3 separate regions of the Mus musculus genome follow, and all the other regions are linked to region 3. The links are chromatin loops, found by intact Hi-C in ENCODE. Cell type or tissue: heart. All regions are shown on one strand.

The links. Hi-C counts contacts between places; a loop is a spot of excess contacts. Peaks named below come from ENCODE experiments on the same cell type or tissue, not always from the same donor. Only the 100,000 strongest peaks of a DNase experiment are listed, where the experiment ranks them.
Region 1: it touches region 3 in a loop (3-fold over the local background); 19 of 42 quality-filtered maps call a loop at or near these places.
Region 2: a loop joins it to region 3, with 2.5 times the contacts of the local background. A loop is called at or near these places in 7 of 42 quality-filtered maps.

What each region holds. Positions count from the first base shown.
Region 1 is chr6:35,376,838-35,384,837 of GRCm38, reverse strand. No RefSeq gene overlaps it. Among named protein-coding and RNA genes, the nearest start is that of Gm38789, 32 kb to the left of the region's middle. In heart, CTCF peaks have their summits at 3,697 (motif pointing left), 4,749 (motif pointing left) and 7,115 (motif pointing right); a DNase peak (open chromatin) is centred at 4,787; H3K4me3 peaks cover 915 bases; H3K27ac peaks cover 1,232 bases.
Region 2 is chr6:35,535,598-35,543,597 of GRCm38, reverse strand. Mtpn (myotrophin) reads left to right here and starts at 3,710. Exons shown (of 4, transcript NM_008098.4): 1 at 3,710-4,059. The coding sequence starts at 3,988. In heart, a CTCF peak has its summit at 3,801; a DNase peak (open chromatin) is centred at 3,707; H3K4me3 peaks cover 2,157 bases; H3K27ac peaks cover 1,220 bases.
Region 3 is chr6:35,249,216-35,257,215 of GRCm38, reverse strand. It overlaps 1810058I24Rik (RIKEN cDNA 1810058I24 gene), which reads right to left and starts at 4,506. Exons shown (of 3, transcript NM_001384235.1): 1 at 4,434-4,506. The coding sequence starts at 4,448. In heart, CTCF peaks have their summits at 2,376 and 4,646 (motif pointing left); DNase peaks (open chromatin) are centred at 295, 4,035 and 4,515; H3K4me3 peaks cover 4,305 bases; H3K27ac peaks cover 5,179 bases.

The DNA.
Region 1 (8,000 bases), 130 kb before region 3:
TTGTTGGGAATTGAATTTTTAGGACCTGTGCTCGCTCTAGTCGTTCCTGCTCTCTTTGGTCGGCCCTGCTCGCTCAGTCCCTGCTCCCTCCTTCCTAAAGATTTATTTTTTTATTGTACATAAGTACACTGTAGCTGTCTTCAGACACGCCAGAAGAAGGCATCAGATCTCATTATGGGTGGTCGAGAGTCACCATGTGGTTGCTGGGATTTGAACTCAGGACCTTTGGAAAAGCAGTCAGTGCTCTTACCCGCTGAGCCATCTAGCAAGCTCTGAAGGAAACATTTCTGACTTGCAACTTCCAAGGTACCATCTTCATATCCAGGTTTGGGGCAGGGGTGTGTGTGTGTGTGTGTGTGTGTGTGTGTGTGTGTAGAATCACATTATTATACAGACTAGTACTTGCTTCCTTTCCTCGGTCCCCTCTGGCCTTAGAGAGTAGGAAAGAAGAGAGCACACTCTTTAGTGACTGCTCCTGTAGCTCTGAGCTGACCACTCCACAAGATTGTCTAGATTCCCCACCCTTGGCTTTCCCCCATGGAAACTGACACTGGAGCATGAGAACACTGTGACCCATGTCACGTCTGATTATGACTAGTCTCAGTTCTAAAACAGGCAAGCTTAGCATGTTCTAGAGTTACCAACAAGGCTAAGATGAGGGCTAAGTAGGAACTGGGCAGATGAGTAGACTCTGCTAGTGTAGGTGGGGTGGCTGGCAAGGGACCTGTTCCCAGCTGGAAGGGGCCAGTGCTTGGAATACACCCAAGTGTGTGAACAGGCTGAAGCGCTAGGGCAGTGGTTCTCAACCTGTGGGTCACAGCCCCCTTGGGGATTGCATATCAGATATTTATGTTATTATTCATAACAATAGCAAAATTACAGTTATGAAGTAGGAACAAAATAATGTTATGGCTGAGAGGTCAGCACGAGATGAGGAGCTGCATTACAGGGCCACAGCTTTAGAACGGTTGAGAACCACTGCTCTAGGGAGTAGCAGAAGACGGACTGGACAACCAGGACAGGACAGAGCATAGCCAATAAAACATCAGACTGAGTTTAAGCTCAGCCCCAAAGGCCATGCAGAGCTACCATATCCTTGAGCAAGGGACAGAAAGTTTAGGAAGGAGCTAGTGTTTGAAGGAAATAAGTTTAGCTGTGCCTGGCAGGATGGAGTGGGCTGGATACAAGGAACGCTTTCATATCATCAATATTGGTGCAATAATCAAGCCACCATAGCCCTGGATGGTAAACTTGAGTTTCACATAGACAGATGTGCCATGCATGATAGCCCCCAAATCTAGAATTGTGCCTCCCATACAGTAGTTGCTCACTGTGTTAACTAAATAAAGCTTAGTTAGTAATGGAGCCATCGAGGCTCACAGTGTCCCTTCCCCTATTCTTAGAGATCTTTCTCCACCACACATACTACACAGCCATGATTTCCTGCTTGCTTTTACACTAAAATGAGTCATCAAACCCTCTCAATACTATCGCAGTCCTCTCCCACTAGCCAGGACAGGAAGAGGAGGGAGGGGGCCGACTTGATGCCATCCAGAGTCTCAACAGTAAGACTGGCCTTTATGGTGTTCCAATCCAATGCCATAGGCCAGAAATAATGACCAGCATTTGGAATCCCAGCTCTACACTAGGCCAAGACAGAAGGATTGGGAGCCCAAGGCCGTCCTAGATACCATGACAAGACCCCCTTCCTCAAAACAAAGAGCAATCTCAATGCCAGCTTCAGCACGTATGGTCACAGTGTTGCTACCCAACAGCCACCGCAGCACTACGGGGTCCTTCAACTGTAAACAGTTACTTTTGTTCATGAGCTGAAGGATGGGTTGCTCCACGCTGCTGATCTGAGCAGCCCCACTCCTGTTTCTAGTCATCACTGTGTCCTTGCAAAGTCACCTCTATGCTGATCCGGTTTGGTGACCACACCAGACTCTGGGTCACCGAGTCAGGGTAGACTGGGACAGAGCATTACAGGGCAAAAGGTGAGATTTACAGAAGCCATTCCTGGGCCACTGATGGTGTCAGTCTTCTACAGACACTGAAAGGGAAAAGGCTATAAGAGACTGAAATGCCAAAAGCAGATCAAGATCGTGAATTGAGAAGGGGAACTTCATGGTAGAATTAGGAAAGGGTTGGTAGAACTGGTCATCAGAGAAGGCAGCCTTTCGCAGAAGGATGTATGTGTTACTAGTGGACCTAGTGACTTATTCTCAAAGTGCCCATGCCTGAAAACACTTGGACAGAGAATGGCTGAAAGCCTCCCTGTTTTCTTCTTCACTGTCAACAACCACAAATACTTTATTTCCCATGCCATTTTCCTTCGGCATTCAAACACAATCTGATCACCTTGTATAAACACACACTTGACCTTATGTGCCTCTCCAGATACCGACATTCTCTATTTTATTTAGAGAATGCAAACAAAAAAGAAAAACAAAAAAAGGGAGGAAAAGATATTGGTGTCCTGACATGGTTGTTTCCTTCAAAGCAGTTCGGGGCCATGACCGTCTGGGGAGGATGTTGGCCTTGCCACAGTTTGTGAGGCTAAAAGATGAAGCCACTGTGCAATATGCTACTCTTGATTCAGGTGTGGAATAAAAAACAATCCCAGCAGCTCGCAGCCTGCTCAGAACTGAGCAGGAAGAACAGCACTGCTTCAACCGAAAACCCCATAGCCCACTTTCCAATCCTCGTACCTATAAAAGCAGGGTACAAAGAGCATAGCTGAGGGGCTCAGGGAGGGCTCCCGGCTTCCTGGGGAGGGGACTGGATCTGTAGCGTTGGGTGCCGCAGAGGAAATGTCCAGGAACCCAGGCCATTGGCGTCTGAGGAAAATGGAAGCCCCTAAGCAAAGGTATGCGGCCTGGGAAGACTGTCAAAGCAGGGCTGAATATGTATGAGCAGAAGAGGAAACTGAGGCACCACCAGTAGCAGCTGAACCAGTAGGTAACCATGGAAGTGCAAGCTACAGGGCCATCAGCCAACCCAGCCTAGGTTGGGTGCTGGTATGGGGCGGCGCTTAAGGGAGGGAAAGTTAGTGTGTGTGACCAAAGTGGTTTGAAAGAGAAAGCTTGTGTTTGGGCCAAGACCCACTCCAGAAAATGCCAATGACCTAAAGTGGGTAGACAGGCGCTCAAATCTGTACCAAGCTGCCAGGGTGGCAAGCTTCCTCTTTACAGCCCTTAGAATTCACAGGGTTTTACTGTCAGTGTGGATCAGTGGTGTGTAGATGATGTGGAAAGTGTCCCAAGCAGGAGGGACAAGGCAGTCCAAGAACTCAGCATCTATAAAGGAGTCTCAGCCATCTCCTATGTCTTCCATCTGGACCATGAAGAGCGATTTGGTCACATCCTAGAGCTTCAGGGTCAATCTTAATATCCCCCCAACACCCTTAGTCTCCAAACACAAGACTCCCGGCTGAGCTGGGTGTATTTCTACTCCCTTCCCCTCCCCTACACTGGCAATAATTAATGCTGACACAAATGGCCACAGAAGACACATTCCTAAGGCTGTGGACCACTGATTTTGACCTTAATGTTGCTCTTCTCAAGCTAACTGCCCAAATGCAATGGATTAGAGCAGGCAAACAGAAGCCAGCCCTCAGGCAGCTGGCTCAACGTTTAGTACCTCTCCCCTTTCGCAAGTTTCCTTTCTCCTGGGAAGAGAGTGCCATCTAGTGGGCAATTAGTGAACTTACATATGCCACTCCACTTTTTTCCGTTCTTCCTTTCTTTTTTAAGTTATTTTATTTATTTATATTCCAGTCGTTGACCTCCTCCCCCACCCCCCCGTCCCTCCGACCCACCATTCCTCATCCTATTCCTCCTCCCACTTGCCTCCCAGAGGGTGCTCCCAACCTCCAGCAGGCCTCCCCCTTCCCTGGGTCCTCAAGTCTCTTGGAGGAGTAAGTGCATCTTCTCCCACTGAGGCCAGACCAGGCAGACCTCCGCTGTATATGTGCCAGGGGCCTCAGACCTGGCTGTGTATGCTCCTGGTTGGTGGCTCCGTCTCTGGGAGCTCCCTGGGTTCTGTGTTAGTCGAGTCTGCTGGTCTTCCTATGAGGTCGCCCTCCCTTTCAGATTCTTCAATCTTTCCTTTAATTCAACCTTAATTCAGTCCAATGGTTGGGTGTAATTATCTGCCTCTGTCTCGATCAGCTGCTGGTAGAGCCTCTCAGAAGACAGGTATGCCAGGCATATGCAAAGACCTGATTTCATCCTTGAAGCGACTCTGTAACCATCTACTACCAGTAGTTAAGAGCACTGGCTGCTCTTCCAGAGGACCTGGGCACAATTCCTCAGCACCCTCATGACTCTATACAACTATCTAGAACTCCAGTTCCAGGGGATCTGTAGGCACCAGGCATGTATGTGGTGTACAGAAATACATTCAGGCAAAATAACCATACACACACACACACACACACACACAAATAATAAGTAATAGTAGTAGTAATAATAATAGGAATAATAATAACAGCAACAATAATATTTTTTTAATTAAAGAAAGGGGAACTGGGTGGAATTGTTTTCTTTCCGCTGTGTGTGGTATAATAAATGTGCTTCCATCCACCCAGAAATGCAACTCCTTGCCCATTGCAAGGACAGCATGTGGGCCCTGCCTGAGGAGGGAAGGAGGGAGTTCCTAAGCTGAGAGAGTCAGCAAGCTGGAACACTCAAGGCTGAGAAAGACAAGTTAAGGGTTTTGACAGATAGGAGGCACTGTTCTGCTAGAGACTGAAGAGGGTGACCCAAGGGCGCCACCTGCTGCCGGCAACCAGCGCGAGGCCCCTCCCGCTTTCACTATGGGTCGCTCTGGTTCCCTTGTTTGCTTTGCTCTGATTCGATGTTCAAAGGCAGTGGGGGGTTGTTGATGTTTTGGATGAAGAATGGGCCTTCTGAGAAACAGAATTCTTCCAGCCTAGACTGTAAGGGATCGCGAACAGGGAAGCAACGTTCGGGGTATGCCCCCTTAGCAAGAAACCATGTGAATTTTTTTTTTCTTTTTCTGGTTTTCTTTGTGACTGTGCTGGAGCTCCAACCCAGAGCTTTGTGCTCTTGCACTCAACCACCGAGCCACACTCCCAGCTCCTTGCTTTTTAAGACAGAGCCTCATTATGTAGCTGAAGACGGGAGACAGAGGCAGGGGGTGGCAGGTTACAGAACCTAACAGCTGGCTAGACCATGTCATGTTAATCAATCTCAGCCTGACAAAGGCAATGTATTTTCTTTGGAGTCATCTAGGTGAGAGGAGGCAGATAGCTCAGAGACCCCAATCCTTTCTCTGTCTACTGTCCCTGAGAGGCAATGAAGACTAAAGCTTGCAAAACAGTCTGCCTTGAGTATAGTTCTGCATGCGTATGCCAAACCTCGGGCCAGATGTGCTAGCTCCTGGCTGGTCATCATCACCTTTTCAAAGATAGGTACGTTTTTAGCCAGCCTACTTATAGCAGTGCTAATTGTGGGCCACAAGCTTTCCAATATAGTAGCAGGCAGGGTGAGTAATGGGATTTTGATCTTAAGAAGGCTAAGTTTCCACATCTAAGTAGCTGTGGTATGCTGGAACAAAGAACTTATTTTTGCCTTCCAAGGTAAGCCAGAGCCAAGAAAGCAGACTGCTGGGGGCTATGCAAGTTGACACATGCTCCTTAGCCCAGAAGCTAGAAAGGGCAGAGCGGTCATTCGGGGAGGTGAGTGTTGACCCTGCCACCTATCCTCACTTCATTAGGCTGGGATGAGTCTCTCACCAGAGTCTCTACTGCTCTCAGAGATACTGGGGCTGTTGACATTGGCCCGAAACCACCCACAGACTCCTCGGCCTTGCGACTTTCCTTTCTACAAATGCCAGGATTCCCTGTGTTTGCTGAGTTTTCTGTTTCTTGTCCAAAAGCTTGGGTGTCTGTGTGCTAAATACACACATATGCCGGATTCTCTCTGGGGCCAAATGTTTGGATGACACAACACTGGGAAAGAACATCCACACGGTTGAGTTTTTCCCTTAGATAGCTATTTGGCGCTGGGTAAAGATGGTTACTTTTTAATAATAAACCCTCTAAGAATGGCCAGGCTGGCTAGTGGCAGGATGGTGCTACACAGAAACTACTTCCTATTTCTCAAGCTGGTGAACATTGTCACAGGTTCTGTTCTGAGGTTCTTCATTCCAGAGAGTCACAGGAGGTAGAGCCCTATGGCCAGCGTAAGAATGCAGCTGCAGGGCTGAGGTCAGCTCAGGTTGACCTGATGCCACCAAAGGAGAAGGAGATCAAAGGAAGAGTAAACTGTAAAGAGCATTTAAAGCGAAGCCAGGGAGACCCAGATCCTACTGCCCAAAGTACAGCCAACGCAGTTAAAGATCAAGGAATAATCACTCAAAGATGCTAAGAAGGATAGATTCCAAGATGGTTCCTGTGACTGGGGCTAAAGTGCTGGGCCTTGGCCACAGCAGACCCACTACAGTGCTGGTCAGAAGACCCAGCTGTAGAAAGGACCCCCATGTCAGCCCTGGGTCTTCTGGGTCTCTATAAGAACAGCTTTCTTGGGGGACTCTGTCCCAGACCCCAACAACTGCCAAGATGAACTGCAATCAGCTCTGTCTCCATTTAACATGAACGAATATGTTCCTCAGTATCATCTAAGTCAGTGCTCCAAGTCCCAACCCCTTGAATGAAGAGGGAAATAAAAAATAAATTAGCATGACACTGGTTGGGAGGAGGAGGGACTTAGCACAAGTGAAAGGGGGTGAGACAGGAAAGGGGACAGTGACTATGTGGGAAGCACATGTATGAAAATGCCATGAACCTTTGGGATAGCATTGAAAATGTAAATGAGTAAAATACCTAATAAAAAATAAAATAGTTCGACAAAAAAAAAAAAAGAAAAAGAAAATGCCATGAATATGTGGGAAGTCATTATGCACATGTATGAAAATGCCATGAAGAAGCCATGGGTTGGTTGGTTTGCTTGCTTGCTTCCTTGGTAAATATAAATATAAATATAATATTTTTGATGTATGTATGTATGTATTATGTATGTAATGTTCTGCTTGCATGTATGCCTGTGCACCATGTGTGTGTAGTGCCCAGTGAGGCCGAAAGAGGGCACTGTATCCCATGGAACTGGACTATAAACATCTGTGAACTATCATGTTATCATATGGGTAGTGGGAATCAAACCTAGGTGCTCGAGAAGAACACGTGCTCTTAACTACTGAGGAATTCCTCCATGAAGCTCACTGTCTTTTTATATATAATTAACATATGCTAACTAAACATTTAAATTAATAAATTGGTGCCCCAGAGAATAACCCCTACTAAGCTGCCGAGCCTGGAGGAGGTAAAGACGGAAATGTAGTCCAGTGTGGAAACAGTACAGCAAACACTTCGCATTATAGTCCTTAGGTTCAGGGTTCAAATCCCAGTTTCTACAACGTAATCAATGTTTGGGCACAAGAAACTGGCCTACTCTGAGAAACGTGCTGAGCTTCCAAAATGGTTCATTACTGAGTGAAAAGAATGTCCTATGAATGATGGCAAGCCTAGTGACATCACTGGCTTCAGGGGAACATCGTGTTCTCAAAAGACAGGACAGCAGCTCCTCTCTGGCCTTGGGGAGTGCTGTGACATATCATATGCTTTGCAAATGGTAAGACACTCCGGTGTCAGGCATGGTGTTGTCTGTATTTCTAAAACACTGAGAGGGAAACTCCAAAAGGAGTTTTTATTGAGCACCAGGAAAGTACAGTGTTTATGTTGTTCGAGTTGCTGTGAATTTCCAACGTTCTGGCTGAGTTTGCTTGAGGAGCCACATTGCTGGGTGCTTTAGGAGAAACTAGCCATGGTCTCTGCTCCTTGGAGAAGCTTCTAATCTTGGCTGGAAGAGAAGCCGGGTGCTTACTGTTGCATGTGAAGAGTGTGTTTGGGTGGAAATCAATATAAGAATACCCGAGTATGTATGGAGAAAGGGGTCTTTGCATCTGAACGAGAGACC
Region 2 (8,000 bases), 290 kb before region 3:
CATTTTATTTTTAACTATGTGTGTGTGTGCATGTGTGTGTGTGTGTGTGTGTGTGTGTGTGTGTGTACACATGAGTGCCAGTGCCAGTGGAGAACAGAAGAGGGTATTGGATCCCTAGAGCTTGAGTTCTAGGCCATCCAATGTGGATGCTGGGAACCAAACTCCCTGCTCCAAGAACAGTACTCATCTTAACTACTGAGGTATCGCTTAGCTCACTTGCACGCTTATTTGCAAACTGGACAGTTATTTTCTAAGCTGATCTTTTCCTGTACTGTTTTGTGTAATTTATTTATCACTATTTACCAACATGGAGAGCTGGGTTCCATTTCCAGCCTCTTCCACTTCAGCCACAAGCATATGGATTGCATTATCTGCCTCCAGGCGTCCCCATGCCCTGAGAGTCTTTCCTAATCTTTTGCTCCTATGAACGTGAATCACCATTCTCACAGCTTCTGTCATTTCCTTTTCTATGTACTACCTGATTCCTAAGTCAAAGTTCACTGGCTTTATTCACTCCTTCCCCAAACTGGGAATTGTTTAACTAATCAAGACTGACTCAGTGCTGCTCCAGGAGTAAATATCCAAGTCTCAGTGGTTGAAACAACAAATTATCTCACTCATACTACATATTCATCAAAGGATGAGGCCATCTCTGAGCAAATGCTCTTTAAGGACCCCCGGCTGTCTATGTCATCCTTGTCTTGAATGTTGCCCATTGCTACAGCAGAAGGAAAAACTGGGTTCTAGAAAGTCTTGAACTAGACAGCCGAGTGATGACTAATGTCACTTGAATTCGCAGTAATAGGCCAAAATTAGTTACATGAAATCACTCGACTACAAAGAATTCAAGAAGAGCAATCCTCTCTTGCATACAGACAGACAAAAATCATCATTTATTGAATACCCACAAAGTCCTTTCAAAATAGGTAAATAAAAAAGATGAAAATTGAAAAAAATATGATATAGGATTGAAATAAGTAGTTTTAGAAGCCTCACTTAAAGGTAAAATTTGCATGTAGATCTCAAAGATTAAAAAGAAACAGCAAGATTTAAAAGAGAATCTTAAACAGGAAATAAGATACATAGAAGCCATAGGCTGGCTTTTTCTGAAAATGACAGAAGGTAAGATATGTGGAAACTCGAGAAGCAGTGGTTAAGGGAATGTCGTGGGTTAGGATTGCCCAGGGGAGATTACAGAGGGCCCTGATCTGATGGACAAACAGAACATATATTAGGAACCTACTAAACGCTTAGAACAAGGAGTGGATGCTCTGTTTGTGCTTAAAACAGTGAAAAATCAGAATGGTGAGAAATCACCTGGAACACAGTGAAAATAAAAATGAGATTGGCCAAAAGGCCAGCTCTGTCTGCTCGGGTGACTGTAGGGATCAATAATGAACTCTACAGGAAGTCAACCAACTTTGAAGTATGTCGAGGGCCTTTGACAGTTGGGTTAGGAAAAAGTTGGGAATAGCTGGAGCTATTGTGATGTTCATGTTTCTGGTTTGGGTGACTGGGTGGTCAGTGAAGCTATTTATAGAACCATGGGGTATGTAGAGTTAGCTAAGTTTCGAATCTATAAAACAAGATATAATATACTTAAATATACTAAGCTTAAGACACTCAAATGAAATGCTGACGGTAAGAGTAGGTCACATGGGGATAGTCTTGCTTAGTGCTGAACCAAGACCTGCCATGTCCTATAACTTGGACATCACTGGGGTAGGTTTGTGAGGAACCAAACTTCACCTCACATTTTTTTTTTGAACTGAAGTTTCCTTCCAGAAAGGTGTCGATTTGTATTCTCAACCGTCAGAATTAAATACAGTAACAATGTAAGCTGCTTTTAACTATTCAGAGTTTTTGTGTGTGTGTGTGTGTGAAGTCTTTATCTATTGCTGTTCAATGATAACAAATGTGTACTCACCAGACAGCATCATTTTGCTACAAAATTTTAAGAAAAAGGGTTAAACAACTTGCTGGTCAGAACACAAAACCAGCCAGAGTATGCCCAATACTTTAAAACTATTAAACTCCACCGTATGCTTCCAACCTCTGTATTTTGTGGTGCAGAAATAAATTAGTTTGGTTTATTTGTTTACCGAATAATGAATAATAGCCTATATACATAATAGTTCTAGTAGGAATTTTTTCTCAGTGTTCTTGGGTATATACATAAATTTGAATCATTAGGATTGTAAGATAGAATTCACCAGGTGGTTGAATTCTAAGATGTTTCAGCCAAATTCTAAGAACAAAACTGGCTTCAGAAAAACAGTTCTGTTTGCTACAAATCAAATAAAAAGTGAGTGCTTCTTAAACCACACAAATTTTTAATGATGCTACGCATGTTTGTTAGCGGTCATTTGTTGGTCAGGAAAAGCTCCTAGTTTTTAATTGCCATCACACACTTAAGTATTTTCCACCATAGAAAGTAAATGTACATAATTCACGTTGTTGAGTTGGCAAGATGGCTCAACCAGGAAAGATGCTTGTGACAAAGCCCGATGGTGACCTAAATTCAGTCACTAGGACCTACATAAGAGTACTCTCCCACAAGTTGTCCTCTGAGTTTACACGTATGCACACTCATGCCCACATCAGTGCATCTGTACACAAGCACGTACGTATGCAATTAAAAAGAAATAAACCTACTGACACCGTTGTCTCAACTACGTGTTGAAGATTTCCTTCTGAGAAAAAAAAAGTTTTATTCTTTCCTTTTTATTTCCTTCTGGTGGATGTCCCAAAGAAACTGCATGGTTGAGGAAAGGGAGAAGAAAGGCCAAGAGTGGTAGTGGGAGAGAGAGGAGAAAAGACCAAGGGAGAGAGCCCCACCCAGCCACTGATGTATGAGAATAGGAATAGAGTTTGATGCCTAAAGGTAAAACAAACCAGTAGGTCCCACACGTATGCACTCAACAGGAAGCGCTAAGTGGGTTCAGAGAGCTCAACACAAGACCCGAGCACTGCTGCAGAGATGGCTCAGAGGTTAAGAGCACTGGCTGCTCTCGCAGAGGAGCCCGGCTTGGTTCCCAGCATGGCCCATATGAAGGCTCACCGCTGTCTGTATCTCTAGCTCTCTCAGATTTTATGCTTCCTCTTGCCTCTTCGGGCACTCGCACACATTGGTTCACATAAATGTATATATTCTGTCAAAACTATCATACACGTAAATGAAAATTTGGTTTTTGGTTTTTTGTTTTTGGTTTTGTTTTAAGAAGAGAGGTCACATAAAGTTGTGAAGGAAAAGTAGTGGTGAAGTGGAGAAGGGATTCAGGAATGAATTTGTTCAAAACATACTATATGCATAGATGAAAGTCTCAATAAAAATGTTTTGAGAGTGGGTTGGTTTTTTGTTTTTCCTCTTTTACTAGTTTAAAGTGGGATAGTAAGAGAGAGAGAATCTAAACACATTATTATTATTATTATTATTATTATTATTATTATTATTATTATTAGTTATTTTTAGAATTATTAGAAAGTGAGCCCTGGAAACTAACGTTCCCCTCTGTCGTGGAACTGGAGTGTCCTACTCCCATCCAACACCTCCCCAGGTTCAGCCCCTGATTTTCCTGACCTCCAGGAACATTCTACTCAGCCTCACGGCCCCGCCCATTGGAACCACGCCTCTACTCTGCCTTGGCCGGCCAGGATAATGCGCCTGCGCAAAAGTGGCTCTCCTGAGGTAAGCAGTCGGGGCGGGGTCCCGAGCAGAGCTTTCTGGAGAGAGGAAGAGGAAGAGGAAGTGGGAGGCGGGCCCTAGCGGGGCGTGAACCGGAAGTGTAAGCGTCCTGCTTCTCCTCAGCTAGGCGGAACCTGCTCTGCTGGGCCCAACGGCTGCAGAAGAACTTTCTCCCGCCCGAACCGTAGCCGCGACCCGCAGTCTCGCCCGCTCAGCGGCCTGAGGCGCGTCGCTTTCTCGTGTCCCCTCGTCGGGCCTAATCGCCGCTCCTGCCCGGCCCGCCGGCCCACCCCGCTGCAGTCATGTGCGACAAGGAGTTCATGTGGGCCCTGAAAAACGGAGACTTGGATGAGGTGAAGGACTATGTGGCTAAGGTGAGCGGGGATGCGCGGCGCTGATGCTGCGCTGCGGCGGGGTGGGTGGTCGTGAAGCCCAGGGCGTGGGGGACACCGGGAGCTGGGCCAGCTTGGGAGACTCGTGGACGCCGCAGGGCCTGGATCTGGGTGGCTCCTCGGTGCCAGGTAACCGCTGTGTTGTTGCTAAGGCGGCTGTGGCCTGTCCCAGCCCCGCAGGTAACGGGCGCCTGGTTGTCTCCCTCGATCGGCACGGGCCGGCCCTCTAATACCCCGGGTACTGCAATCTTTGAATGAGGCATTTCTCCATCTTGGCCTCGCACCGGGTTCCTGAGAAGGAAACCCGAGCAGTTCGAATCGGGAACGATTTCCTGAACGTGCGGCCTGGTGGAGATGGGGAGGATTCAGAGGATCCGTCACCCGTGAAATGAGCTGCCCCAAAATAGCCATAGTTAAATTTCTGAAACTTGGTGTCACTTCGCTCTGAAAGTCTTTAACTTGGGTGTGGCCTTTTTCCTCTCCACCACCACCACATAATATGTGTATGTGTGTGTATCGTTTGCTTCGAGTGGTAAGGTTGCCATTTGGCATCTGGGGTGTTGGGAAATCGGAGTAGTTTTCAAAAAGCCTTTTAACTTGGGGTACTCCATTATTTCATCTGAAGTCCGCGCGCGTGTGTAGTAAATAGTACTGCAGTCTGATCACGCTATGTTTGGGATATGGTTAAGAAACCCAAATTCAAAACCATACTTGGAGGTACTTGGAAAGTTCTGACCTGGCCTGCCTTTGGGTCTTAAATTGCTCCTTTTGTAATTGTAAGGAGAACTTCTATAGTTTTATTATTATTATTATTATTATTATTATTATTTTCCGAAAGTAGAATTTTGTGACAACTGTGAACATCTTGGTCCTCTTCAAAAAGTGTGAGCCTGCGGTCAAGATTTTAAATCTTAAAAGGTGTGAGCGGTGGCATCCTGCCTCACAGGACTTGTTTTAGGAAACAGGCAGAAGCAGGTTGATTGGTTGGTTAGTTTGTTTGTTTTTAACTACAGGATTGTACAAGGATGATAGTTTTTTCTCCACTTGATGCCTTATAATTTAGACTTTTCACATGTATTTGATCTGCTTAGTTGATTGTAATGGATGTTTAAGGCAAGCTACCTTCTGACTACCTTAGCTAGTAACAAATAGAAACCTGAACTACCGTCTCTTCAATGTAGAGTTATAGAAAAATACATCAACCAGTAGTGGAACAACACACGATTGTCTCAAAGTGAGTGGCTCTTGTTTTTCCAGCCCCTGCTCAAACATAGGGGATTTAAAATACAAAACATTAATAAAGAATTTACAGTTACAAAAATAACATGCATGAAATTGTTTCTGTTGTCAATATGTTAACTTACAACTTCATGACTGAACCATTCATCCAAAGTGGAAATTGGGTGATTGTCCTGCATAGCTGAGGTTTATCAAGACTACCTTGCTTCACTCTCCAGTCTCAGCATGACTTGAAGTTAGTTGCTGCTGTTTCCTATTCCCCACCCCACCCCACCCCACCCCCTGTATTTTCTTGATTTGGTTTGCCCACCCCCATCCTGGTCATCTTCAATAGTTAGCTGAAGGGATCAGTGTTTATTTTAAGCATATTTTTTTTCTCAGTGAACTTCCTTCTCTAACTTGATGATAGATGCTTTTGACTCTATATCACTTCCAACTCTATCTTTTGGTCTACTGGGACATTGTGTTGTGTTGAACAATTCTTTTTCTTCCCTATCTGAAAGCTGTACTCCAGACCCTCACTTGTATTTCTTTAAGTAGCTTTGTCCATGTACGCTTACATTTGACCAAGTAAGCTTCACCAGTTAGCCTCCAAGCTCATGAATTCATGTTTGTCCTCTTAACCTAAATATCACCTCTTCCAAAAACAAACAAAAACCAAAACCCAAAACAAACAAGCAAACAAAAACTCCCAACACCTCACCTTGAAAGGAAGTGAAGCTTCTTATCCTGTTTCTCATTGTGATTTTGCAGAGTATCTGTTCTTCATTAGGCCCAGAGCCTCTGGACAGTAAATGCTCTGTTCTTTTAAATCTTAATATCTCCAGTATAACCCTATAACACATTAAAAGCATATGTTCTTAGTAAGAACGTCTTTCCTTACTGTGATTTTTAGCTATGATTTCAATAAACTAAACTAGTTATATAAAAGTAATTGCCGGGCATGGTGGCGCATGCCTTTAATCCCAACACTCAGGAGGCAGACAGAGGCAGCCTGGTCTACAAAGTGAGTTCTAGGACAGCCAGGGCTACACAGAAAAAAAAAAAAAAAGTAATTGCCATTCATTGGCTCTTAAGTTTTGGAGGAGTTAAGTAGTTGGACAAGGTTGCCAACTAGCCCAACTTGGATTTAAACCAAAGATTGTCAGAATCTAAAGCATATATTTAAAATAAAATAAAATAAAATAAAATGATCAGTCTGCTTTGAAGTAGTTATGTTTTGTTTTGTTTTCTATTTTCTTGGCTAAGGCTTAGAGTCAACCCATTAAGAAAATAAGAGGCTTGCTGAAAGAACTTAGTCCTAACTATGAATGAAGACAGTTTAGACATAATTAGCATAAAGACAAATAAATCTGGTAAGCCTAAATTCTCACCAAATTATCTGGTTCAGTGTGTGTCTATAAGGCCTGTGGAAATTTTTTTAAATCGTAGTCTTATTATTTATGTGTGTAATTGTGATCCTGAACAACAATCCAGAAAAAGGTAATATTGTGTCTGTCTGTTGGCTTTCAGAGAAAAACATGGGTAAATTACTGAGATTTCTGTTCATAATTGCTTTAAAAAAGAATGTTTTTAACATTTTATATATTTGACCATTGTAATATAATATACAGGTGTTGTTTAATTCTTATCAAGTCAACCCATGAGTGTAATTTTAAACATTTTATAGGTAAAGATTTTACCCAAGGTCTTGAAGCTGTCAAGTGGATGGTAGGTCTGAAATTTGAACTCACTTTCACAGGCTTTCCGAAGTCCTTGCTGTTAACCTCTTAACATACTCTTGGCCTTCATTGCTAAACACTCTCAGATAGCAAAAGGGGTATATTGCTACTGTGTATATAAAAATTAAAGATTGGGGCAAGATCATAATGGTCCCTTGACTATTTAGAGATAAGACTACCATAGCCTTTGAGGATCCAAGGTTCCTTCTTGGGACTGCTTGTGAGTTGTGTTGGTGGGTCGCCCTTAAACTCTCCAGCCGCTCTACTACGTGTACTCTCTTGTTTACGTGTACTTCTGTTTCACTGGCTGGGAAACACTATACATTAGGCCGCTAACTTCCCTTTCTCTGTGGTTTCTCTCCAACCCCATTCTAATTACATCTGCCTTGACACGTTAATAGGCTTGGAAAGCAACAGTTGTGCACCATGTGAAAGGTAGTAGGATATATCGAATCCAAGAAAGTATCAAGTTTAATCTTTAGAAATTGCAAGCTTACTGGGATCTTTTTTCACTTTTTCTTTAAAAAAAAAAAATGTAGCCATTTTTAAAATGGTCTAGATTCAGTCATCTTGCATTTATTGTTTTATGTCATTTTTGTTTACTTTTTAAAAAAATGTTTTTAAACTAGCATGTTTTGCTGATAAAACTTAATCACTTTGTTGTTCTTTTTACAGCCTGCCAGGAGCGCTGTAAGAAAGCTTATATCAGCCTATGGGAAATGGAGGTGTTATCAGTAAACTCAGAAAATTTAGTACAGTATAAGTGCTCATCTTTCTATTATAGGTTGTCTTTTTTCCTCTGATGAAATAATAACAAAGGATCTTTGAACAAAAATATACAGAAGACAAAAATTACTTTATAATCCTACTATCCTAATAATTTTAAGAAGTAAAATTAGGGGCTTAGGGAGGTGGCCTAGTGGGCAAAACACTTCTTGCCCAAGCTTGAATACTGGAGCTCAT
Region 3 (8,000 bases):
AAATTCCAGAGGTGCAAAATAGAACCAGTCCAATAAATGGAAGAGTCTGCGCATGAGGAGTCTACATTATTGTAAGTGTACCTATTTCTTTTAACACACAAACAGATTGGTCAACAATGCTTTATCCATTAACACTAAAAAGCTCTGCTAAAAGGCACAGCGCCTACTCCAAAACAGATGCATCTGCCATCCACTCAGGGCCTTCCCTTTCAGAAAGTTGTGTCTGGAGACCAGCAAATAAAACCGCAATGTTTATCTGGCACAGCTCCTGGCAAAACCTCAAAGCGGCTGACAAGTCCGAATGTGACTCATCAAACTGTATTTTCAAAAATAACACACCCAGGCCCAAGTTACTGATAAGGATTTAAGAATCTATTTTTAAAAAGGGTTGGAGAGATGGCTCAGCGACTCAGAGCTCATGCTACTCTTTCAGAGGATGCGAGCTCAGTCCTAGCACCCATACCAGGCAGCTCATGCCTACCCGCAACTCACCAGAGAACTCACACCTCTACCCTGAGCACAAGCACACTTAAAATAATAAAATCTTTTTTAAAAATTGTTAAGCAAATATAGGCTCATGCCAGCACTGAAAAGGAAACCTAAAAATGACATTTGGTTTATGGTAAAAGCATCTACAACTCAAAAAACTGTACATTAACTAACTAGAACTAATAAAAAGCTAAGTTGATAAAATATTTTAAAATGCTATTTATGTTTACCTGTATGGGTGTCCTGCCCACATGTATAATATAATGCCCACCACATGCGTGCAGTATGCACAGAGGCCAAAGAGAACATCAGAACCCCTAGGACTCGAGTTACAGATGTTGTGAGCCTCTATCAATGTACAGCAAATCAAACCCAGGTCCTTTGGAAGAGCGACCAGCGCTCTCAACAGCCGAGGCATCTCTTCAGCCATGGCAACAGCATTCTTAAATTCAGATTCAAAAGAAGAAATCAGAAGGCCTTCCAAGGAGGCATGTACACACACTACCATTTCTCTGTCTTAGTTTTTAAACTCAGTGTGAAGACTATCACCAAATGTTTAGTAGTTTAAAAAAAAACAACCCTACATTCTGTGTATTAAAGCAAAACCTTGCTAGGGCTAAAGCCCTTCACTGCTTCCTAGGAAAGCATGCTTTATATTCAGTAATACTGCTTAGAGAAGAAAAGAAGGAGAAAAAAAAACCTCCTTAATGTGCCAATATTCAACAGAAGTACATGAAATCTCTCTGGGAAAGGTGTACGGGTTTGCCTGCTCTAAAAGAAGCTGGAGCTACCTTGTAACCACTATCTTATAATCAACGGTAGTAATGAGGTGAAGAAGGAAGACCTAAAATTAATGAGGGGCTCCATCCCAGGACACCCCCCACACCAACATCTGTAGCTATTCAAGCAGGTCCTACAACTGCACGGGAGCCCCCCATGTCCTCCCATACACTCTAACCCTCTTGATCACTCATAAGACCTACTGTATGGAAGGCCTGCGGCAGTCTATCCCACTGCACTGCTCAGGAACGGCAAGGAAAAACTGTACACATACCATTGATGAGCAACTATCTGCTAATATTTATATTTTTCATATTCATTCATATTTATCTAATCCATGGTTAGTTAAATATGCGGATGGGCCCAGCAATATGCAGAGCTGAGTGCAAACGAAGTCACTCACTGCGTATTGACTAAGTCCCTTTATATCCCCAACCAAATCCTTTAGTAGTGGAGAGAAGTGGCAGTATGCCAGCCAGACTGGAGAACCCTGCTAGTTCACAGCCTGATCCTCACAAGCATGCACACGTGGAATAACCACTATTACTGCCCAGGCTTATGCTGGGGGAAACTGAGGCACGGAGCAAGTAAAGATCTTACTCGTGACTACACAGCAGGTCTGGCGTGGAAAAATGGCTCAGCAGGGTAACACCCTGCACCCGAGCCTGGCAACCTGAGCTCAACCCCCTAGACCCACATGAGGGAAGGAGAACCGGCTGCTGGAGGCTGTCCTCAGACTTCTTGCACGTGCAGGCCCTCACAGGAGAGGCACGCACAGTCATCAACAGATAAACGGATGCAATGTAACAAAGAAGATGCACCTACGGTATTACATGATTCTAAGAAAAGACTAGATAAACCGGTGAATGCATGAATACGAGAAAGAAATCAATGACTATGTCAACATTTCAAATGTGAGCGTTAAGTGTGGGGAAAGGACTGGGAAAGCAGGAAGGCAAACTCAATCCAGATGAGTAGAGGCTGAGAGAAAGGCAAAGGAAAGCCACTGACAGTTGATACTTGGGATCTGGAAGCACAGAGAAGGGGATTCAAGGTTGTCCTGGAAGCTGATGTGAAAGGTGCTGGCTTGGGGAGGAGCCCGTTCCCTAAGGGTGAGTTTAGGAAGCACAGCCAGCTCCGGACTTAAGCACTTCACAGGAACTAAGAGCAGAAGCAAGCAGCGGGAGACAAGATTAGAGACAGGGAGAGAGCCTCCCAGCTGCTACACCCAGATATGGTCCCCTCACTCCGCAATTCTGAGCTATCCCAGGACAGAACCCACACAGCACGGTGCACAGGCCCCAGCAGCTGAATGAGGGTGAGTTATGAGGAGGTGATGCTACTGGGCCCCAGGGGGAAGAGGAACAGAAACTGTAGCAGTGTTCAGGTGCCCTGACACTCACAGCAGTGCTCACAGTCCAATTCCCATCTAGGTGTTCCTTCAAAGAACTTCAGCCAAGCTAGGAGCAAGCTGTGGAGTGCGGTGTGGAAATAGGGGTAATGGGTAGACAAGCCACACAATCAAATGCAAGTTTTCAACTTAGGCAACATCTCAGAGGTTACAAAGTATTCAGCTGCCTTGCACCATCAAAGGGAAGAGCCTGGAATCTTTCCACCACACCCAAGCCTCTCCTATCAGTGGGAGGCCAGTTCCCATTTCTGATACCTTACAGAAGAGACAGGGCAGTATATCTCAACCACGATTTAGTGTTTACGTGTTCAACATCTTGGCTCCTTTTGAAACCTCATGAGGTGCAAACTGAAGCATAGAAAATTTAAATAACCTGGCCAACACCCACCCAACCCCACGTCCCCAACACACACACATACACACACACCTTGAGATTAAAGATAGGGTCTAAACTCTTAACCATTTAGAAAACAGTTGAAACGGCTAATGTAAAAAGCAAGATTTGCAGAAACTAGCAGTGTTTGACCAAGTTCCACAAGAGGAAAGTTGATTCCATCTCTGTACATCTGATTCCACTTTTCCCAACAAAAGCAATGAAGAGGAGACAGACCCAGGGCAAGAGAAGGAACATCAGTTACATCCTAGCTAAGCATCTAATGGTCGGCTTCAGCATCTCTCCATAAATGTTGAAAATTTTGAATTTTCCAATCAAAACCCATGTTTAAGTACAGAGCGCTAGTCCCGCACCAGGTAGCCTCATTCAGCAAAGCACTTAAAAGGTTAAGTGTAATCGATTTAATGTTCTCCCTGCTTATCAATGAACAGCAAATGCAGTGGAAGGGCCAATCCTATCACCTTACACTAGCTGGCTGATGCTGCTTTTAAAAGTGATTCCTAACAAGTAAATTACTGCTAATTACTCCTACCTCCTAAACTAAGGCCTAGTTAGGACACTAGAGAAACCCCAGAGGCAACTGAGTCTTTGTAGGGCAGTTTTATGTAAACAATACTCATTCTCGGAGCACCAGGTAGCCACTGACCGTGGGAAAGAAAGAAGATATCTGCTTTATTAGAATTCGAAGATGAAACGCTTTCATCTGAAAGTGTTTGAAAACTTTCATCTGAAAATTTGACTGGCAAGTTTCCTAGAATCCTCAACAGGCAATTTTAGAAATACTTGATTTTTGCCAGAAAAACGTGTTAACTCAAAAAGGAGACTTGAAAGGGTGTGGGGAGGGGCAGGTTTTTACAAGAGTTACTCGCAGGGCAGTCTGACTCACTCCTCAAAGCGGGCAATCTGTAAAGGTCTGAAGAGGGAGGGCACTGTGGATCTCTCGCTGCGACCTCGTGATGTGGCTGACTAATGCACGGCGTGTGAAAGGCACTCTGAGGCCTCAAATAAGCCGTATATAATAGATGGGGGTCTACGGGAAGTCGCGTGGAGAGGACAGGAGCCAAGTCATCTTGATGACTCCTCCGACCCAACTTACCGCGAAGATTTCGCCAAGAGCTCACAGTAAGTGGTTTTTTGAAAACGCAGTCATATCACTGACACCCCAAAGTTTTCGGAACTTGAAGGACTACATATAAACAAACCCAGGCAAAGACCCAAGGACTTAGGAGGAGGCCAGAGGAAAACTGCGCGAGCAAACCCGAGGGCGACGAGCCCCAACTGCAGAGCCGTGCACCGCCGACCCGGGACCCCGGGGGAACGAGGCGACCGCGAGGCCCGATCCTCCGAGGCCCCACTCACCAGGAACTGGAGCATGATGTCGGTGGGGAGGGCGAGGAGGGTGTGAGAGGTGCTCCAGCTCCAGCTCGGCTCCGGGACTCCTCCCCGGCGCGAGGGCGGAACCCGCTGCCAGGTTCCGGTTTACGCCCCGCCCCGCCCTGCCCCGCCCTCTCCATTCCCGGAAGCGACTCGCGGAGCCGCAGCGCCCTCTGACGGCCATCTCGGGAAGCAAGAGGGCGAGGTGCAAACCTAGGCCTCTTTGAACCAAAGCCTCCGGGTGACAAGGACGCTGGCAATTGTATTAATACAGTCAGACGTGGCTGTGTTACCTACTAAACCAGGGTGGGGGTGAGGTAGCGGGTGCCATGCCAAGTGAACAACTCACTCTCCTGGGAGCCTTTATGAAGTCCACACTAATCTCCACCACAGCCGACTCTCAGACGAAAAGGGGGAAAAGGTTCCATTTCACAAAAGCCCACAAGTGTGCTATGCAGCCTAGTTAAGGGTAGTCCTCAGCCACGTGATAGATGATGGAGAGAGGTCTGCGGAGTCTGGCACGACTGGATCCAAGTAGCGATTGCTGGCAGCCACCAGCAACCTATCTGAAGTTTACTTCCTCCTCAAGTGGAGCGCGAATCATCTACCATGCAGGAGCCAAAGATGAATCCACTCTTGTCCGGTCGCGCTGCTGGTCACCCACATACACAAGCACATCGAAACCACCCTTCTCATGTTGCTCTCAGTCTTTGGAATTGACCTTTATCTAGTTAAGGGGTACTCTGGCTTCAAATAACAGAAAAACAAATCAGCTGCGCCTAGTGGGGCTGTTAACCCTGGGACAATGGCAGAGGACTACTTAACATATCAAAGTGGACCTGGCCTCCTGGTCCTCGCCAGCATCCCTCAGTCCCGGCCTGTTACAGGGTGTGGCTGGCACATGCAGCCCTCTACCCTAAACTCACCAGTTCAGGGGCTGGGCTGCTTTTCCCGATGAGGCTTTTCCCTATATAATCCAGCCATTTTGGTTACCTGAACTGTGATGGTTTACATATGCTCGTCCCAGGGAGTGGCACTATTAGAAGGTGTGGCCTTGTTGGAGGAAATGTGTCACTGTGGGGATGGACTTGGAAATCTTCCTCCTAGCAGCTTGAGGATGCTCTCTGGCTTCCTTCAGATGAAGATGTAGAACTCTCAGCTCTGCCAGCACCATGCCTGCCTGGATACTGCCATGCTTCCACTTTGGTGACAATGGACTGAAACTCTGAACCTGTAAGCCAGCCCCAATTAAATGTTGTCATTTCTAAGAGTTGTCTTGGTCATGGTGTCTCCTCACAAAAGTAAAACCCTAACCAAGACCCGAACCTTTTGTTCCTTTGCCCTTTGGGCCCCTGTATCTCATTCTGCTGCCTCTCCCCTCCTCAAAAGAGGAAAATATCTCTCTCTCTCTCTCTCTCTCTCTCTCTCTCTCTCTCTCTCTCTCTCTCTCTCTCTCTCTCTCCCAGCTCAATCAAAGTCAAGTTCTTTGAGCTCCCAGATGTCCTTGCCTCTAGCTATGTCTCCCTTTCTTCTCCAACCAACTTTCTCCTCCACCATCCCTAGTCAAGCCCTCTCTCAGAATTTCCCTCCATTTCTGTGTTTCTCCATCCATCCACCTCATTACTTCTCTCCCTCCTCCCAACTCATCTGCTAAACTGACAAAAGAGCTGATTAGAGGGGAAAAAAATAGAATAAAACATAAAGATCACACACCACCAAGGGAAAGGTCAATAGGTTTGGCATACTAAAATGTATTTAAATTGAGAAAAAATAACCCAGTGTACTTTAATAGCTGCAGAGAAAGTGGGGTGAGGCATTCTGAATTTTTTATTTAATCACTTTTACCCCTAAAAAATAATAATAACACAATGCACTGGCTAGTTTCATGTCAGTCTGGTGCAAACTAGAGTTATCAGATAGAAAGGAGTCTCAATTGAGAAAATGTGTCTCCTCTAAGATCCAGCCCCAAGGCATTTTCTTAATTATTGATCAATTGATCAGTGGTGTCTCACGCCTTTAATCCCAGCACTCCGGAGGCAGAGGCAGGCGGATTTCTGAGTTCGAGGCCACCCTGGTCTACAAAGTGAGTTCCAGGACAGCCAGGGCTATGAGGACCTGAGTTCCGGTGCTGGGCAGCTAGACTGACAAATCTCTGAGGCTTGCTAGCCATCGAGCCTAGCCCAAAGCTGTGGATTCCAAGCCAGTGAGCGACCCTGTTTCAGAAAGTAGGATGCAGAGTATCTGAAGCGTGACATCTAAGGTGAACTAACCTCTGATCTCCACTTACACATACATACACATTTAACAATTGAGGTGTTATCAATGGTGTGACAAACGCAGGAGGAAACCTAGAATACATATCGGAGAAAGCACTATAGACAACTACTGATTGGACAAAAACGAGAGGCATCCATTGTACATTCCTCCCAGTTCTTCAGAAGATCCAACATTTTCAAAATAATGTGGGGAAAGTGGGATTTAGGAAAGGCTAAATTCACACCTTGTACAGTATAGATCATTATGAAGAGAACATACACTTCAGTTATACTGATTAACTGAGTGAAAATGAATTAAAGTCCTATCTTAACTTAGTCAGAAATAGAGAGCCTGCCCTTGAAATGCCAAAACTCTGTAAATCGATGTCTAAAAACTGATTCTCTCCCCTTTGTTTTGCACAGGAACACATAACATCTTCTCCCCATGTCTCCTGAATCCAGGCATCAGCAAGGCCTTCCTACCCATTACCCTCTGCTGCAGGATGTATATCAATTCTGGTCAGCTGTGCCACTGCTGCTGCCACCGCTGCCACCACCACTGTGTCCCTCCCTCCCGCACACTTTCCCACTGCCCTCTGACCTCTAAAGTTAGTCCCCTGCACTTCTGGAAGCACTGATGAGAAAATAAGGTAATGCTGGTGCAGTAAGATGGCTCAGTGCATAAAGACACTTGCCACCAAGCTCAAGAGCCCGCCCGGAATCCTCATGGTGAAAAGAACTGACTGCCCCGAGCTGTCCTCTGACCTTGCACAAGCTATGGTTTCCTTAGCTCTGCATCTCTCACAGGCTTACAAAATGCTCAGGCTTTGATAACTGGCAGGCTTACATTCAGTCATCTGTATGTGGGTGCTCTCTGCCACCATGCACATAGAGGACAACCTGCTGGAGCTAGTTCTCTCCCTCTACTATGTGTATTGCAAATCCAATCTCAGGGCATCAGCCTCAGCAGCAAGCCTTTTATGCACTGAGCTACCCTGCTGCCGGCCCAATGCTGTGTTCTTGGTGGCAGACAATGGCTGGATGGAGATCCATGTCGGTGGCAGAGCATCTGTCTACCAGGAGTGAGGCCTTAGGTTCATTCCAGGCCAGGGGAGTGGAGCGGCAGGCAAGAGGCTTGCACTTTGGATCCAGTTACAAGTCTCCCTAAGAGTGTGCTAGCTAACAGCTATTGTTTATCTGGTGGGCAGCAAATTACTTTCAAAATGCAACAATGGCCAAGACTTTTAATGAAGATGCTTAAAAGCTGTAGAAATCTTGTTTAAAGATTTAAAAACAA